2 separate regions of the Homo sapiens genome follow, and region 2 is linked to region 1. A link is an interaction called in ENCODE POLR2A ChIA-PET data of the cell type or tissue named here. Cell type or tissue: CD4-positive, alpha-beta T cell. All regions are shown on one strand. Links, peaks and the distances in the headings refer to the core of each region. The heading gives the core; the rest is flanking DNA. Region 1 has its middle 25 kb from the start of PPP1R21. Region 2 overlaps LOC105374593 (a long non-coding RNA gene).

What was found. Peaks named below come from ENCODE experiments on the same cell type or tissue, not always from the same donor. Only the 100,000 strongest peaks of a DNase experiment are listed, where the experiment ranks them.
Region 2: POLR2A ChIA-PET joins it to region 1 with 7 read pairs; 2 of 35 experiments call an interaction of 5 or more read pairs at or near these places.

What each region holds. Positions count from the first base shown.
Region 1 is chr2:48,411,484-48,420,288 of GRCh38, forward strand. No RefSeq gene overlaps it. Among named protein-coding and RNA genes, the nearest start is that of PPP1R21, 25 kb to the right of the region's middle. In CD4-positive, alpha-beta T cell, for the core only: no CTCF peak of the experiment used is centred there; DNase peaks (open chromatin) are centred at 4,208 and 4,868.
Region 2 is chr2:48,154,717-48,163,521 of GRCh38, forward strand. All of the region lies in intron 2 of LOC105374593 (a long non-coding RNA gene), which reads right to left. Among named protein-coding and RNA genes, the nearest start is that of FOXN2, 160 kb to the right of the region's middle. RefSeq lists an enhancer at 1,564-2,063. In CD4-positive, alpha-beta T cell, for the core only: no CTCF peak of the experiment used is centred there; no DNase peak of the experiment used is centred there.

The sequences.
Region 1 (8,805 bases), core at 3,185-7,184:
CTGTCACCCAGGCTGGAGTGTAGTGGTACAATCTCAGCTCATTGCAGCCTCGACCGCCTAGGCTCAGGTGATCCTCCCAACTTCGCCTCCTGAGAAGCTGGGACTACAGGCACCTGCCACCACACCCAGCTAGTTTTTATATTTTTAGTAGAGACAGGTCTCACTATGTTGCCCAGGCTGGTCTCAAACTTCTGGGCTCAAAGTGATCGGCCCGCTTTGGCCTCTCAAAGTGCTGGGATTACAGGCATGAGCCACCATGCCCAGCCTAGAAAATATTTTTAAACAAGTTTTGAATCATACTGGTTTCTTTTTTTTTTTTTTTTTTTTTAGACAGAGTCTCGCTCTGTGGCCCAGGCTGGAGTACAGTGGCGCGATCTCTGCTCACTGCAAGCTCCGCCTCCCAGGTTCACACCATTCTCCTACCTCAGCCTCCCGAGCAGCTGGGACTACAGGCACCCGCCACCGTGCCTGGCTAATTTTTTGTATTTTAGTAGAAACGGGGTTTCACCATGTTAGCCAGGCTGGTCTCGATCCTCTGACTTCAGGTGATCCGCCCCCCTCAGCCTCCCAAAGTGCTGGGATTACAGGCGTGAGCCACCGCACCCGGCCCATACTGGGTTCTTATATAAATAAAATGGCTTAGCGTATGTAGCGCTCCTGGCATGATGTTTGACACATAATAAATGCTCCATAAGTGTTAGTATTATTATTACTACTACTGTTTTGTAATCTGCCTTTTCTCACTTAATATACCCTAAATGTATTTTTATGTCAATAAATACACTTACGGCAGATAACTAGAACATGAGTTCCACACCGTTCTATTTACTAATGTATCCTTCTATTTACAACAGTGCTTGGCACTGTTGTGGATGCAATGTGGTGCTGTATGGAATGTACAATATTTATTCAGTGATCTGTTATTATTGCTTAGAATATGTTGGAAACAACCACATCGAAGTGGATTCCAATCTTCCGTTATTATAAACCAGACTCTAACAAACATCCTTACTTTTGCATCTTTGTGTATATCCTTAATTGTTTTCTTGGTATAAATTCTTAGCAGAGGAACTGCTAGGTCAAAGGGTATGAACATTTTGTTCAAACTTGGGAAATTGTCGCCAAATTGTCCTCCAGAGGGATTTTGAGGTTAAGGAAGAAATAGAAATTTCTAAGTATAGAGATTATTTTTATTATCTTGGCATATCTCTGGATATTTCCCAGTTCCAAGAGTTTGGGATGGCTTTAGCCCAAAAAGGATTTCTGCAAGAAAATCTTTGCAGAAATAAAATAAAAACATATTTCAGTAATTTTTTTCTAGGCATAGTTGACGGAATAAAATGGAAGGGAAAACAGAGCATTTAGCAATAGATGCAGCTGTAACTCCTCAGCCCAAGAAACCTCAGCTCTGAAAAGAACAGAGTCCTCTCCTGGCATTACAGAGAAGAATTACAAGTCAAAATACAACTATGTATTGAGCACTTTCTAGGTATGGCACTGTGCGGCTGTCATGGACAGACACTGCTTGACACATTCCTCCTTCTGCACTGACTTCAGAGTGCACTGGCCTGTCTGTGTTCCCACTCTCTCCCCTTGCCCCATGCCTGGACTGTAAGCTCTCCAGAAAAGGGAACTTGTTGGTTTCATCTTGCATCCCTGGCATACTGCATTGTATGTTTGCAAAACTGAGCAGAACTACCCTAGGAGAATTCCAAAAGGATTGGTGCAAGCTCTGGAAAACACACAAACTTATATGCGTTTGAATGACTAAAGTCAAAAGTGTGAGAGGCTAAATAAAACACTGGCATCTTGATTTCTCACAGAAGAGACTCAAGCAATTTGGGGGATTTTGAGCCCCTTATCCTCAGATGGGTCTGCTGTCCCAAGATTTAGTTTAGTACCAGGATCTAGTCACAATGGATCATGGTGACTAGATCCTTCCCTCTGCTCCCTTGCATAAAATAGCAGCCTAAGATTGAAGCACACAGGAACTTGAGCCCATAACCCAAGCAACCCAAAAGATTGCCTACCTCTCTTAGAACCTGTGAGTTGAATCTGTGTTTGGGGGCTGCAGGAGGTTCCCCAGACATTGTCAGTGGGTGAAACAATGTGGTAGAGATGGCTAGCTGCCTACCCAATATCCCTTCACTTTGGCTTTCTCACTATAGAGCCAATATTATTAGAGACAGCAAAGCACCTAACTAAAAAGTTCTATTTCCAGGCCTGCTTTGAGGACTGGGATGGCCAATGAGATATAAAGAGAGTTGTTGGGTGGGACTTCCAGGGATACTTCTAAAAGAGGTTAATTCATCTACTAGGTGGCTTTGCTCTTCCTGCCTTCCTCCTTTTTTACTTCTTTCTACCTAGATCACAGATGCAATGGTTGGAGCTTCAGCAACCATTCTGTTACCATGGATTTGAAGATGGAAATCAACGCTAAATAGGGGTGTTAAAGCAGAAAAGGTAGGAGGCTTGGACACACCAACCTGAGACTGCTAACTGCCAAATTTATCTTATTTGAGAGAAAAACAAACCCCTATCTTGTTTAAGCTATTGTCAGTTGAGGACTCTGTAGTAATGACCAAAGGTAATTGCTAATGAATGGCTTTCCATGGGTTGAAGGGCACTGTACTAAGGGCACTTTGGAATTTTTTTTTAGAGAGATTGCATTTTTGGTTGTCACAATGAATAGGAAAACTACTTGGATTTAATAGATGAGAGCCTAGGAGGTACCGTCCCAGATGTTCATGTGGGTTCAAAGCAACAACAACAAAATATTGATAATCAATTACCTGTGCCTTGAACCTAACTATATTTTCCATGTAAAAACAACATATTTTTTGCGTGGATTCAGACATACCTAATTTTCCATGAATTTAACTGTTACATAAAACAAATAAATCTTGAACTTTGCTTTTTGGACCTTTACTAGGATTTGTTCACCTTTTACAGAGTTATATTAGCATTGGCAACACTAGCTGTATTCAGTATAACACACCTGTATTAATCTGTGTTTATAGTTGTCCTGTTTATGGTGGATGTATGAATAAGTATAGAATTTGACTCCTTCATCACATCTTCTCGGGTAGCTAGTTCTAAGCATTTCCTTATTGAAATACATATTACTTTATTATAAATTAACTCCCTTTTATTTCTCCTTTGCATCTTTCCAGGGAAGGCCTTACGCTGATTCTATTTTTGAGAAGTTATGTGTAGGTAGATTATATTATCTATAAACTTAATTGCAGGATCATAATAATTGCCCTACAAATTTAGCGGGGAGAGAGCTTTGCTCTTGACCATGCCTGTTGTTCTAACTGATACCAATGAATACACACTCAGCCCTTTGTCTGCCTTCTTTGCTTTAGTGCTAAGAGGCAGAAAGGACTGACAATAGCGAGCTAAGCCTTTGGGGTCTGTATTTCAAATAAAACAGGAGTGATTTTTACATTCATCAATGGCAAGCCTGGGTTTGGACACAAATGCAAAAGATGCCTCCTATGCAATGTCATTTGAGAGCTAATTCTCTCTGAGGGTTAAATATTAATCCAGGATCTTCCATGAACTGTTCTGCACACACTAGTTTATTAGAGGACACAGATTGGGATAGGACTCTCTGTTGATATGGGGGAGGCAGGGCCGACACAGCTCTGGAACTCCAGGCGCTCAGAAAGGGAAAGAGGGGGAGGTGAAGAAACCACACTGGCCATCTGGGGGTAGGAAGGAGTGCCAAGGGAAGCAGCATGCACAGGGCCACTGAGAGGACTTGCGGCCAGTGATACCAACCTCACCGTTTGCCTTGGTCAGCTCGCTGGGGTGACTGAATTAACCACATCTCTCTCTCCTTAATTGGAGCAGATAATTGGCAAGCTGGCTTTGTGCACAGGAAATGTGTTCAGATAGATTTGGCGGAGTGTGGCAGGAAGAATGGGGACCACCTGATTTCATCTTGTGCCAAGGAGGGCGACACAAAGCGCCAGTGTCTCCTATGGAGCCTGGCCCAGGCAGAGCATTGGGGGCAGAGAGCCCTGTGCAAACCCACAGGCCGGTGCTCCCTTCAGGAACCTCAGCTGGCTGGGCTGAACTGGGAGCATGCTGGAGCAGCTGATGCTCAGGAGCCCTGGGGCGGGCTCTGTGGTTCAGCTGCTTTGTGACTTTGGCCATGTAATTTAACCTCTCTGTCTGTTTCCTCATCTGCAAAACAACTGAAAAAGAAATGTTATAACGCCTTTAAGATTATGTCACTCCATCCCATGCAACCCACAGATGCTGCTTGAATGCCTACTCTGTGGGTAGAGCTGCTCTGGGAGCTCTGCCTACTTCCTGTTGATCCCTTGTAGGAGTGAGAGGAGTGTAAAACACAAAGATAAACCATAAACAAATCACTGCAGGGCCATTTAAATCTTCACCTTCTCCCCAGAAAAGTCTTCAGCACTTTCACGCCAGGTTGGAAAATATGGCCAAACCTCCTCCCTCAGCCCTTTGCCCAACTCTTTTTCAGAAGTACCCCCAGGAGAGGGATTATTTAGAGATAGTTGTTGCCAGGGTGACAGAAACCAAACATCAACAGAAGTGTCACTATTTCTAAGGACACTTTGAGTGAAGTGCTCATCTGATGACCGACCCCATGACTGCCAGAGGCTCTTTTCCAGCTTTTTGGAATCTTTATCTTAGAAAACCCTTTGTTGTTGTGAAATGCTCTCAGGTCCAGAAAGGAAGTGAGGGTCAGTCAGCAATGCAATCGCAACCCCCTCAGTACACACAAGCAGCACTGTGGAATAGCAACTGTTTTTGAAGGACTCATCTTCATTTGACCCTGGCTTAGAGTTGGTCTATGAGGGCTGTTTCCTGGGGATTTCCACCTGAACTGCAAAGAGCCCTGGCCCCAGCTCATGCCACGTGGAGGATGGAGACAGCTGTATTTCTTGTGTGACTTTCTCTGTGTGGCAAGAGGTAGATGAAGGGAGTCAAGGACAGAGCAAGTCTCTCTACAATCCTGAGCATCAACATAGCAACAGAAGCATTTTGTGACTTGTGTTCCTAAGGGTAAGTTTAGGACAAATTACCAAAGCACATAGAATACACATTTGTAACTGACATTATTATCATTATTTTGCTTTTAGCTCAAGATTTATTCTTCATGATCTAGCAGTTATTCAAATGAGCATTTTCTTTTAGTAAAATCATTTGGCTTAGAGCTATCCATCTATTAATATTACCATTCATTACAAACATTTGAAAGCAGACATGCATTTGTATTTTTTTAAATTAATCTTAGTTATCATGCATAGTTGGGTTTGAATTACAGACACTTGCAAGCTCATAAAAACTGTAAGGGGGATAAATTCATAAAATTTATTTTGCAAATAAATAAGCTGTAAGAATCATCAAATATCTCCAAAGATAAAATGAATCAGGGAGTCACATGTCATTCTAATGACCAGCTTGTTAATCAGAGATTCCATAATTACATTCCTCACTGCACTGTTGTTGTTGTGAGGCTTCAATAAGAATATCAAGTTCTTGGTGCCCAGTAGGCATCTAATAAATGAGAGTTGTTATTAATATGTTTAATCCTCAAAAACAGACATACCTACAAAGACACACACACACACACACACACACACACACACACACACACACACTTATGGTCCTTTTAAAGGAATTCCATCTTTGGTGGAGACAGATGGATACCCCCTTCAGACCCTGAGCGTGAACATTGAATATCTATTCTTTGCTTTTTTGGAGCCTGGGTCATCTGAATACAATAAATATCCCTGAGAGCCTCTGTGAGTTCAGCCCTGGCTAGGTCAGCCCCTGAACACACACTACCAGGCTAACTGGGAAAACAAAACATCTAAGTAGGAAAAACATCCCAAGACTGCATCTGAGTAAGTAATAACTATTCTGTGGCATAGATGGGGTTTGAAGTTCAAGATCCACCTGGAATACAATTGCAAGTGCTGTGCAGAAAGACTCTGTGGGGCCAGGTGCGGTGGCTCATGCCTGTAATCCCAGCACTTTGGGAGGCCGAGGCAGGTGGATCACTTGAGCTCAGGAGTTCAAGACCAGCCTGGGAAATATGGCGAAACCCCATCTCCACAAAAAAATTAAAAAGTAGCCAGACATGGTGGTGCATGCCTGTCATCCCACCTACTCAGAAGGCTGAGGTAAGAGGATCACTTGAGCCCAGGATGTGGAGGCTGCAGTGAGCCATGATCATGCCATTGCATTCCAGTCTGGGCAGCAAAGTAAGACCCTATCTCAAAAAAAGAAAAAAAAGAATTTTCCTCCCGGTCCTGGAGGAGGAATATCTTCAAAACTGCCTGGAAGTTCTGGCTCCTGTCTGGGGTACACCTGAACAGGACCCTCTTTACCAGCCCTATCTGCTCCCTCTGCTCACATAACTGGTTCAACAGCCACACTCCTCATTTCTGTCCCCAAATAGAATGTATGCTTATGTGTGTGGCTTTTCACATGCTGTACCCTATGCCTAGAATGCCTTTCCTCCCATTCCCCCTAAAACTTCTATCAAAGCTTAGAGCCACCCTGAATTGCTCTCCTCTCATAACCCACATCCTGTCTGCCAAGACATCCAGGTGGGCTTCTATATGCTGCCTTCAGAAAACACCTAGAATCTGCCTTTGAGTCACCATATTGGTAGTGAATACCTAATCTCTGAACATGTCCTCTCTTACCTGAATCACTGCAAGAGCTTCCTAAATGTTCCCTGCTTCTGCCCTTGCTTCCCTGGCCCCCTGTATGCTCTCAACACAGCAGCCAGAGTGACCTCCTTGCAACACAGTCAGATCATGTCATATCTCTGCTCAGAATTCTCCAAAGCAGAGGTGGGCTGGAATGGCAAGCATTAGTTAGTGAGGGCCAATCCTGCACATCTCTCCCCTATCTGTGGTCAGGAATGCCACACTCATGGCTTGAAATAGGCCAAGGTGGGAGATTTACCACAGAAATTGGCAAATGCTACAAACCAGGGCTTTTTATTTTTATTTTTCTGAGACCTAGTTGGCCAGCATACCGCTGCTCCTATGATGGTACATTTCTCTCAGAGTCAAAGTCCAGGTCTTTAAAACTCCCCACAAGGCCCTCTGCAATCTGACCTTCTCTCCTCCTTCCTTGCCCTCTGCTCCAGTCACACTGACCTTGCTGCTCTTCAAACATGCCAGCACATTGTAGCGTCAGGGATTTTTGCCCTGGCTGCTCCCCATGTCTGGATCACTTCCCCCAGGTAACCATACCTGGGCTCTGCTTATTCCTTCTCTTATGGTAAGTTCTTGCTCAAATGTCACCTTCTCCTTGAGGCTTACCTGACCACCTCCCCAAAAATGCTAAACCCCTCTCCAACTCTCCTGACCTCCTTACACTGTTCTATTTTCCCCACAGCATTCTAACCCGCTATAGAATGCACTTACTTATTCTATTTTTTATTCATATTTATGCGCGGCATCCCTCCCCGCCACCCCACTAGAATACCACCTCCATGAGGGCAGGGCCTGTTTTCTTCCCTGATGCATTCCAGCACCTATAAGGGTGCCTGGCACCCAGAAGGCACTCAGTAAGCATTTATTGGCTGACCGGCTAACCTGATCTTCAAATGCCCACCTGCTCTGTATATCTTCCCTAAACTTAGCACCTTCCTGCCTTCCTCCTCTCCATCCCCAGAAGGTCCAGGCTTTTGTCCCTCTATGTTAGTGGAGTCCTCTTTGTACATGAAGCTGCTAAAGTGCTTCTGTTGCACCATAATGATTTTCTTACTAATGGCCTCCCCCATCAGCTGGCTATGTCTGAGCTCTTCAAAGCCATCTCCAGCACCTATCCCAGTGCCTGGCACATGCACCACCCCATTGGTCTATTAAATGAACATATGAATGTATAGAGGAACAGTAGCCAGAATTTAATTTTTCACATTGATTCCTTTTCTCCTCCAGAGGCCCCCTTTGGTGATAGCTCTGCTAGGAAGGCCTAGAGCAGGGAGGGACTGGGAGATATCATAGAGGGAGGCAAAAGGGGTGCTTCTGGACTCTATGCTCTGAGCAGTCTGGTTATGACTATCATGCTCCTGCCACTTCTCTGCTCAGCCGTTACTCCTGCCTTTCATAAGCTCTGATCTCCCTTGATCCCTGGCTAGGGTCAGCTTTACACACAGGGAAAGAAGACTGCTGACCGTGGTGTGATGCCAAGGCTTCAGGAAGGGTTCTCATTCCCAAATACTTTCTTTCTCTTTGTGCCACTTTCCTTGGAGTCTTCTTGGAAAGCAAAGCCTCAGCTACCTGGTTCACTGCTTGAGGTCGTGATGGATGCGTAGAGTATTTTCAGTTTTTCAAAAGGTTTTATGGAAATGCTGTTGTTTCTGTGTTGCTCAGAGTCTAGTGGGGGAGTCGGAAGCATGGGGTTATGGTTGTGGCAGAAGCTTCCAAGGAAAAGCTCAGGATGCAGGAAGAATGCCTGAGGGGAGGCCTTTGGCTGGGAGCACGGAGGGGTCCAGGAGAGGAACTCTTCAGGCAGAGCCAACAGCATCTCGGTGAGCACAGGGCAGTGGGGACCGAGAGGCCGCCCGGGCTGGAGGGCAGTGAACACGGGCAGCGCAGAGTGGCACCGAGGAGGGAGGGGCTGATTGTGCAGGCCCCTAGGCCATGACAGGGCTTCTGCTTTTTACTGGAGGCCACAGGGAGCCATCCGAAGCTGCCCCCTCTAAAGGATTTTCTTGAGCGGGAAGTGGCAGGATCAGATCTGCGATTGAGAGAAGCCCTCCCTCTCTCATCCTCCCGCTCAAGCCCTGTGTCCTCT
Region 2 (8,805 bases), core at 2,390-6,389, 260 kb before region 1:
AACTGTAAACATGATCTGAAACTGCAAAATCCAGTCTATGCTGATAACATACTAATTGCTGTTGCACAACAGTTCTCTGCATAGGGGACCATGACAAGTTCTAGATCGGTGGGGTCCTCCTGGCCTTCTGGGTGATTATCCAGCATCAGACTTGGAAGAAGTATGGGAAGGGGATTGTTTTGGGAGATACAATATTACAGCAGAAAGCAAAAGACCCTCCTCAAAAGGCATTCTTATGTTTTAAGTGCTTCCTTAAAGAACAACATGACTGGCCAGACCCTCACCTCCCACTAGTCCTTGCTTTGTGTCCTAGCTGCCTCCAATACTTTGAATAACTTTGGGGAAGGGGTTAATATTGCTAAGCCACCATTTCATTGACTGTAAACAGAGGATACTGCTGCCCTCATAGGATTAGCATGTGATTAATTAAATGAGGGGCTTTCAAGATGGCTGACTAGAAGCATGCTGCACTCACCACCTTCACAAGGAAGGACCAAACCAATGAGTCGATAATCATACTTCAAATAGAGTGTCTAAGAGAGAATACTGGAATTCATCAGGGAAGTTGCAGGGAACTTCTGAGGCAAGGAAGGAGAGGGAAGAAAAGCAGCCAGCCTAGCCAGGATTGGCTCAGAGCTAGGAGGAATTCTCCAAGGCAGGTAAAAGGAAAGCGAGAAAGCCCCAGTGGGCCACACTCCCACCATGGATTCCTGCAGTCCTAGCTATAGGAGAGCCCATTGGCCCTTGTGGGCCCTGAGACTGGAGTCCACAAGACAGCGCTGTTCCAGAAAGGGAGCTCATGCTGGGTCCCATATACTCCAGAGATGCAAGCAGCTGCAGCATGGTGCCATTTTGAGAGCCCAACCCCCACCAGACTGTATCCTGCCCTGGGGCCTAACAGCCCTGCATCTGTACATCCCTGAAGTCCTGCTGACATCTCCCCACATCTACTCACAGGACTGCAGCATTGCAATGCTGAATGGATCCAGAAGTGTAGCTGGGTCCCCGGCACTCTAGCCCATGCAATGTCTCACACCCTGGGGAATGGATGGTGCAGTGCACCAGGGAGCTGCTCCTGGGACAAAGGGATCCAAAGTGTGCCCACACCAGAACCTGAAAGTCACCTTCCCAGGGCCACTACAACTGAAAAAAACCTGACTCCCTCTAGCAACAGGGATATCATGCACCTGCATGCACCTTCAGGAAGCCTGATGACTGGCGTGCCCATGCACCATCCCAGGGCCTGAGGAAAGGCCCACCCTGTCCACTACCACCATTGCCAGAACTTGAGTGCATTGTGCAGGGGCCTGGGAATCAACACACCCTGCCTGCTGCTGGTGCCTGCACACACCAAGGAGACTGAGGACAGGTCCACCCCTCGCACTGCTGCTCCCACCACCACCAACCATGCATGTCATCCAGGGGCCTGTAAATTGATCCACCATGTCTGCCACTGCTGGCATGCACACACATGGTTCAGGGGCCTGATCCACTTCAACTGCCGCTGCCACCCATGCATGTTGTCTGGGGGTTGGGGATCAGCCTGCCTTGCCCACTGCTACTGACACCCATGCATATCATACAGGGGCCTAAGGATGAGCCCACCCAGCCCACCACCAGCATTCATGTGCTGTACCAGAGGCCCAGTAGCCAGCCTGCCCAACTTGCCATCACTGTCACCAGTACCTACCTGTTTGTGCCACTTGGGGACCTGGGCATCAGCCCACCCAGCCAGTCACTGCCATCACTGGTGCCCATGCATGCTGCTTACGGGATTGAGAGTTGGCTCACCACTGCTACTGCTACCACCAGCACCACAAATGCCACCGAAAGACCCAACAACCCAGCCACTTGCCCTGCTACTGCTGCCACCAACATACACCACTTGGCGCAACCCGAAGGCCCAAGGACCAACCTGCCTGGATCCACCTCCAGTGATGCCAGCATATGCCACTTGAGGACCTGAAGCCTGGTATGCCCAACCCACCACCACCACTGATGCCTAAGGACTGGCTCTCCTGGCATTCCCATCCCCAGAAAAGCCTTACCACAGCCTCTACTAACAACTGGCAGCCTGAGCCATTGAGGAATTCACAGATGCCACTGATGCTGATTACAGCCAAAGAAATCATATGGAAACTACACTACTGCACCCACCCAAAACCAAAGCAAAAGGACCTTGTTTTCTGTAGTAAATGTATCTACAGAAAAAGCACTTCCCTAAGAAAGCCAGCCCATAAAATTGAAAATAGTGACTATTAAACCAGATGAGCAGATATCAATGTAAGAACACAAGAAACATGAAAAGAATGCAAACATGACACATCCAAAGGAACAAACAATTCTCTAGTAACTGATCCCAAGGAAAAGACAATCTTTCACATGCCTGAAAAAGAATTTAAAATGATAATATTGAAGAAACTCAGTGAGTACAGATAAATACTACAAAGAAATTAAAAAAAAACAATTCATGATCTAAATGAGAAATTTAATGAAGAGATAGATGTTATAAAAAAAGAACCAAACAGAAATTGTGGAACTGAAGAATTTAATGAATGATATAAAAATATAATTAAGAGCTTCAACAATAAACTAGATCAAGTTTATTAAGAATTCAGAAATTTAAGTTCAGGAAGAACTTAGAAACAATCCAGTCAAACAAACAACAACAACAACAGAAACAAAGAAAGAAAGGAAGGAAGGAAGAAAAAAAAAAGAATTTTAAAAATGAAGAAAGCCTAATGACATATAAAGCAATACTATAAAGTGACCAAATATTCAAATTTTGGGATTTTCAGAGGAAGAAGAGATGGGCAAAGGCATAGAAAACCTATTTAACAAAATAATAGATGAAAAGTTCCCAAGCCTTGTAAGAGATATAGAGATCCAGAGAGGAAGCTCAGAGATCTCCCAATAGATTCAACCCAAAAAGATTCTCCAAGGCTCCCTATAGTTAAAACGTCAAAGTCAAAGACAAAGAGAGAATTCTATAAACCGTGAGAGAAAATCATCATGTCACATATAAGGAAATCCCCATTACAGTCACAGAGAATTTCTCAGCAGAAACCTTCCAGGCCAGGACAGAATAGAGTGATATATTCAAAGTGCTAAAAAAAAAAAAAAAAAAAAAAAAAAAAAGAAAACAAAAAACCTGTTAGCCAAGAATATTATATCCGGCAAAGCTATTCTTCAAATATGAAGGACAAATAAAGTCTTTCCCAGGCAAGCACAAATGGAGGGAATTCATCACCACTAGACTGGCTCTACAATAAATGCTTAGAGTCATACATCTGGAAGCAAAAGGATGATATCTGCCATCCTAAAAACACACAAAAGTATAAAACTCACTGGCACAACAGACTCACAAAAGAGAAAGAAAAAGGACTCAAACATGATTGCTACAAAAAACCACCAAATTGTAAAGGTAAATAATAAAAGAGGAAAAAAGGAACAAAAAACATACCAAAAAATCAGAAAACAATTAAAATACCAGGAGTAAGTCCTCACCTATCAATAACAGCCTTGACTGTAAATGGTTTAAAATTCCCAATTAAAATATACAGACTACTGAACTGATAACAAAACAAGACCCAACTATAGCTGCCTACAAGTAACTCACTTCATCTGTAAAGACACACATAGATTGATCATGAAGGGATGGAAAAAAAAATTCCATGCAAACAGAAACCAAAAGCATGCAGGAGTAGCTATACTTATGTCAGATAAAATAGACTTAAATCTAAAAACATAAAAAGAGACAAAGAAGGTGATTATATAATGATAAAGATATTAATTCAGCAAGAGGATGCAACAATTCTAAACATATATATAAAGCCAATATTATTAGAGCTAAAGAGCAAGATGGACCCAAATACAATAATAGTTGGGGAGTTCTGTACCCCATTTTCAGCATTAGACAGATCATCTAGACAGAAAATCAACAAAGAAACATTGAATTTAATCTGCACTGTGGACCAAATAGATCTTATAGACATTTATGGAACATTTTATCCAATAGCTATAGAATAAATGTTCCCCTCATCAGCCCATGAAACATTCTTTAGTGTAGACCATTTGTTAGACTACAAGTCTTAACAAATTTTTAAAAATCAAAATTATATAAAGTATCTTCTCAGATCACAATTTCTAAAACTAGAAATCCATAACAAGGAGAACTTTGAAACTGTATAAATACATACAAATTAAGTAACATGCTCCTGAAACACCACTGGGTCAATAAAGAAATTAAGAAGGAAATTTAAACATTCCATGAAAATATAAAAATAGAAACACAACACACCAAAATCTATAAGATACGGCAAAAACAGTGCTGAAAGGGAAGTTTACAGTAACAAATGCCTATATCAAAAAAGTGGAAAGATTTCAAATAAACAACCTAATGATGCACCTTAAGAAACTTGAATAGTAAAAACAGACCAAACACAAAATTAGTAGAAGGAAAGAAATAATAAAGACCAGAGCAAAACTAAATAAAATAGAGCCTAAAAATACAAAGAATCAATGCAATGAAGAGTTAGTTTTTGGAAAAGATAAATAAAATTGGTAAACTGCTAGCGAGACTAACCAAGAAAAAAGAAAGAATATCCAAATAAAAAAAATCAGAAGTGAATAAGAAGAAATCACAATTGATTCCACAGAAATACAAATGATCTTTTAAAAGTAATATGAAAAACTCTGCACTAACAAATTGGAAGACCTAGAGGAAATGGATAAATTCCTGGACACATACAACCTATCAAGAATGAGCGAAGAAGAAATAGAAAACTTGAACAGACCAATAATGAGTAACAAAGTTGAATCAATAATAAGTCTCCCAACAAAGAAAAACCCAGGACCAGATGGCTTTACTGCTGAATTCTACAAAAGTTATAAAGAAGAACTAACACTGATTCTTCTCAAATTACTCCAAAAAATTGAACAGGAGAAAATTCTCCCCAACCCATTTTCTAAGGCTAGCATTATTCCAATATGAAAACCAGACATGGACACAGCAAAAGAAAGAAAACTACAGGCCAGTATCTCTAATGAACACAGATGCAAAAATCACCAACAAAATGCTAGGAAATGAATCCAACAACACATCAAAAAGATAGTGCACCACGATTAAGTGGGATTTATCCCAAGGATGCAAGGATGTTTCAACATATGCAAATCAATAAACATGATACATTACACTAATAAAATGAAGGACAAAAACCATATGGTCATCTCAATAGATGCAGAAAAGCATTTGATTAAATTCAACATCCCTTCATTATAAAAACTCTCAACAAATCATGCATAGAATCAACATACTTCAACATAATAAAGATTATATACGACCAACCCACAGCTACCATCATACTGAATGGGGAAAATCTGAAAGCCTTTCCTCTAAGAACTGAAACTAGGTAAGAATGCCCACGTTTACCACTCCTATTTGACATAGTACTGGAAATTCTAGTCAGAGCAATCAAGCAAGAAAAATAAATAAAAAACATTCAAGTTGGAAAAGAAGAAGTCAAATTGGCCCTCTTTGCAAATGACATAATCTCATATAGAGAAAAACCTAAAGACTCCACCAAAAAACTCTTAGAACTGATAAATGAATTCAGTAAAGTTGCAGGATACAAAATTAACATACAAAATCAGTAGACTTTCTATATACCAATAATGAACTAACTGAAAAAAGAAATCAAGAAAGCAATCCCATTTATAACAGCTAAAAAGATTACCTAGGAATAAATTTAACTAAGGTGGCAAAAAACTTTACAATGAAAATTAAAAAATATTGATGAAAGAAATTGAAGAGAACACAAACAAATTGAAAAACATCCCTTGCTCATGGACTGGAAGAATTAATATTGTTAAAATGACCATACTACCTGAAGCAATCTACAGACTCAATGCAATCCCTATCAAAATACCAATGACATTCTTCACAGAAATAGAAAAAACAATCCTAAAATTCATATGGAGCCACAAAACACCCTGAATAGCAAAAACAATACTAAGCAAAAAGAATAAAGCTGGAGGTATCACACTATCTGACTTCAAAATATACTACAAAGTTGTAACAATCAAAATAGCATGGCATTGGTATGAAAATGAAACAGAGAACCCAAAAATAAATCCACATATTTACAGCCAACTGACTTTTGACAAAGGTGCCAAGAGTATACAATGGGAAAGGACATCCTTTTTAAATGGTGCTAGGAAAACTGGATATTCATATGCAGAAAAATCAAATAGACCTGTATCTCTCACCGTATACAAAAATCAACTCAAAAATGGATTAAAGACTTATTAAATCTTATTAAATCATAAGATTCAAAACTCAACTGCTACTAGAAATAAACATAGGAGAAACGTGTTAGGACATTGGTCTAGGTAAGTCATTTATGGCTAAGACTTCAAAAGCATAGGCAACGGAAACAAAAATAGACAAATGGGACCATGTTAAACTAAAAAACTTCTGCACAGTAAAGGAAACAACCAACAGAGTGAAGAGACAATCTATAGAATGGGAGAAAATATTTATAAACTATTTCTCCAACAAGTGACTAACATTCAGAATATATAAGGAGGTCAAACAACTCAATAGCAAAAACACAAATAATCCCATTAAAAAGTGGGCATGGTGGCTCATGCCTGTGATCTCAACAATTTTGGTGGCCAAGGCAGGAGGACTGCTTGAGGCCAGGAGTTTGAGACCAACCTGGACAATACAGGGAGACCCCATCTCTACAAAAAATTTTTTTAAATTAGCCAGGCATGGTGGTATATGTCTGCTTTCCCTGATACTTGTGAGGCTGAGGCAGGAGGATTATTTGAGCCCAGGAAATTGAGACTGCAGTGAGCTATGATTGCACCACTGCACTCCAGCCTGGGTTACAAAGTGAGACCCTGTCTCTAAAAACAACTAAATAAGTGATCCAATGATTTGAACAGACTTTTCTCAAAACTAGACATACAAATGGCCAACAGGTATATGAAAAAACATGTTCTACATCACGAGTCATCAGTGACATGAAAATCAAAACCACAATGAGATATCATCTCACATCTGTCAGAAAGGCTATCATCAAAAACGAGAAAAAATGAAAAATGCTGGCAAAGATGCAGAAAAAGGGAACTCTTATATCTTGTTTGTGGTAATGTAAGTTAGTACTGCCACTAAAGAAAACAGTATGGTTTCTCAAAAAAGCAAAAATAGAACTACCATATGATCCAGCAATCCCACTACTGGGTATTTATTCAAAGGAAAGAAAATTAGTATATCCAAGGGATACCTGCACCCCCATGTTTACAGCAGCACTATTTACAATATTAGTTATGGTATCAGCCTACATGTCCATCAGTAGATGAATGGATAAAGAAAATGTGGTATATATACACAATGAAATACTATGCAGCCGTAAAAATAACAAAATCCTGTCATCTGCAGCAAGAGAGATGGAACCGGAGGTCATTGTGTTAGGTGAAATAAGCCAGGCACAGAAAGACAAATATTACATGTTCTCACCCATATGTGGCAGCTAAAAATGCTGATTTCATAAAGGTAGAGAGTAGAATGATGGTTACCAGAGTCTGAGAAGAGAAGGAGGTGAAGAAATCTTGATTAATGGGTACAACTGTACAATTAGATGTGTTCTAAGTTAAATAAGAAGTTCTTGTTTTCGACAGCACAGTAGCGTGAATAGACAAAAAGTTATTGTGTATTTCAACATAGCCAGAAGAAAAGATTTAAAATGTTCCCCACACAAAAAAATGATAAATGTCTGAGTGATGGATATTCTAATTACCCTGATTTGATCATAACACATTGTATGCATGTATCAAAATATTGCACTTACTCCCTATATATGTGTAATTGTTAAGTATTAACTAAAAAAAAAAAAAAACAAACAAAACCCATGACTGACAACTGTCTTTTGTCTCCTTTGCAAGTTTATCCATTTCCTAGCATAAAGATAACACTAAATGTATTTCTCAAACAAAGTAATTATCTTTGAATTACTTTGGCAGACTAAAAAGTAGACAGAGTACTTGTGAATTTAACACTTTTTTATATGCTAGGGCATGTTTACTGTATGGATTTCTTCAGCTTGTGATGAAGGTTAACTGAAGCCACCTCTGTCTTACCATTATATTTTGCAGATTATTAAACCAACTTTTACTTTTGGTACTTCAATGCAGCAGTAGAAGTTATATTGCCTATTGCTTCATAGGCATTTTGTACAGCCCTTCTTCTAAGTCCCACTTCTGAGAAAAGAGATTATTTCCAGTTCATTTCCTCAACTACCAGTTAAAGGCTTTTTGTATATTTCTGAAGTTTTATTTCTCACTTGAAAAGTAGTTGTGCCCTAGCCTCCAAAATTACTAAAACAGTTTCATAAATCTCTTTCTTCTTTCTTTTTGTTTCTTCAGAGCATATATGGGAAACTTATTACAACATCAGCCTCAAACAAGGGAGAATTTGACAATGGGCTCTATCCCAGAGTTATTGTCTGGCTAAGAACAATCACTTTCTTAGATTTTTCACCTTTTCTTCAAAAACATTAGGACTGGATGTTGTCTTTCTTTGCAGGACCCTTTGTAAAACAAAAGAGAATTTGTATACCTCTGCATTTGTATACGACAAATGCAACTGATGGAGAATATCAAGATTACATTGAGGTGAGGCTGCAAGGCAGTGGGCTAGGCATACCTTCTGGATTTCTATAGTGACTGGATACCCAAAATTATGACAATTTATTCAAATTTGTGCTCTCACAAAATGATAAGGTTTTACCTTACATGAAA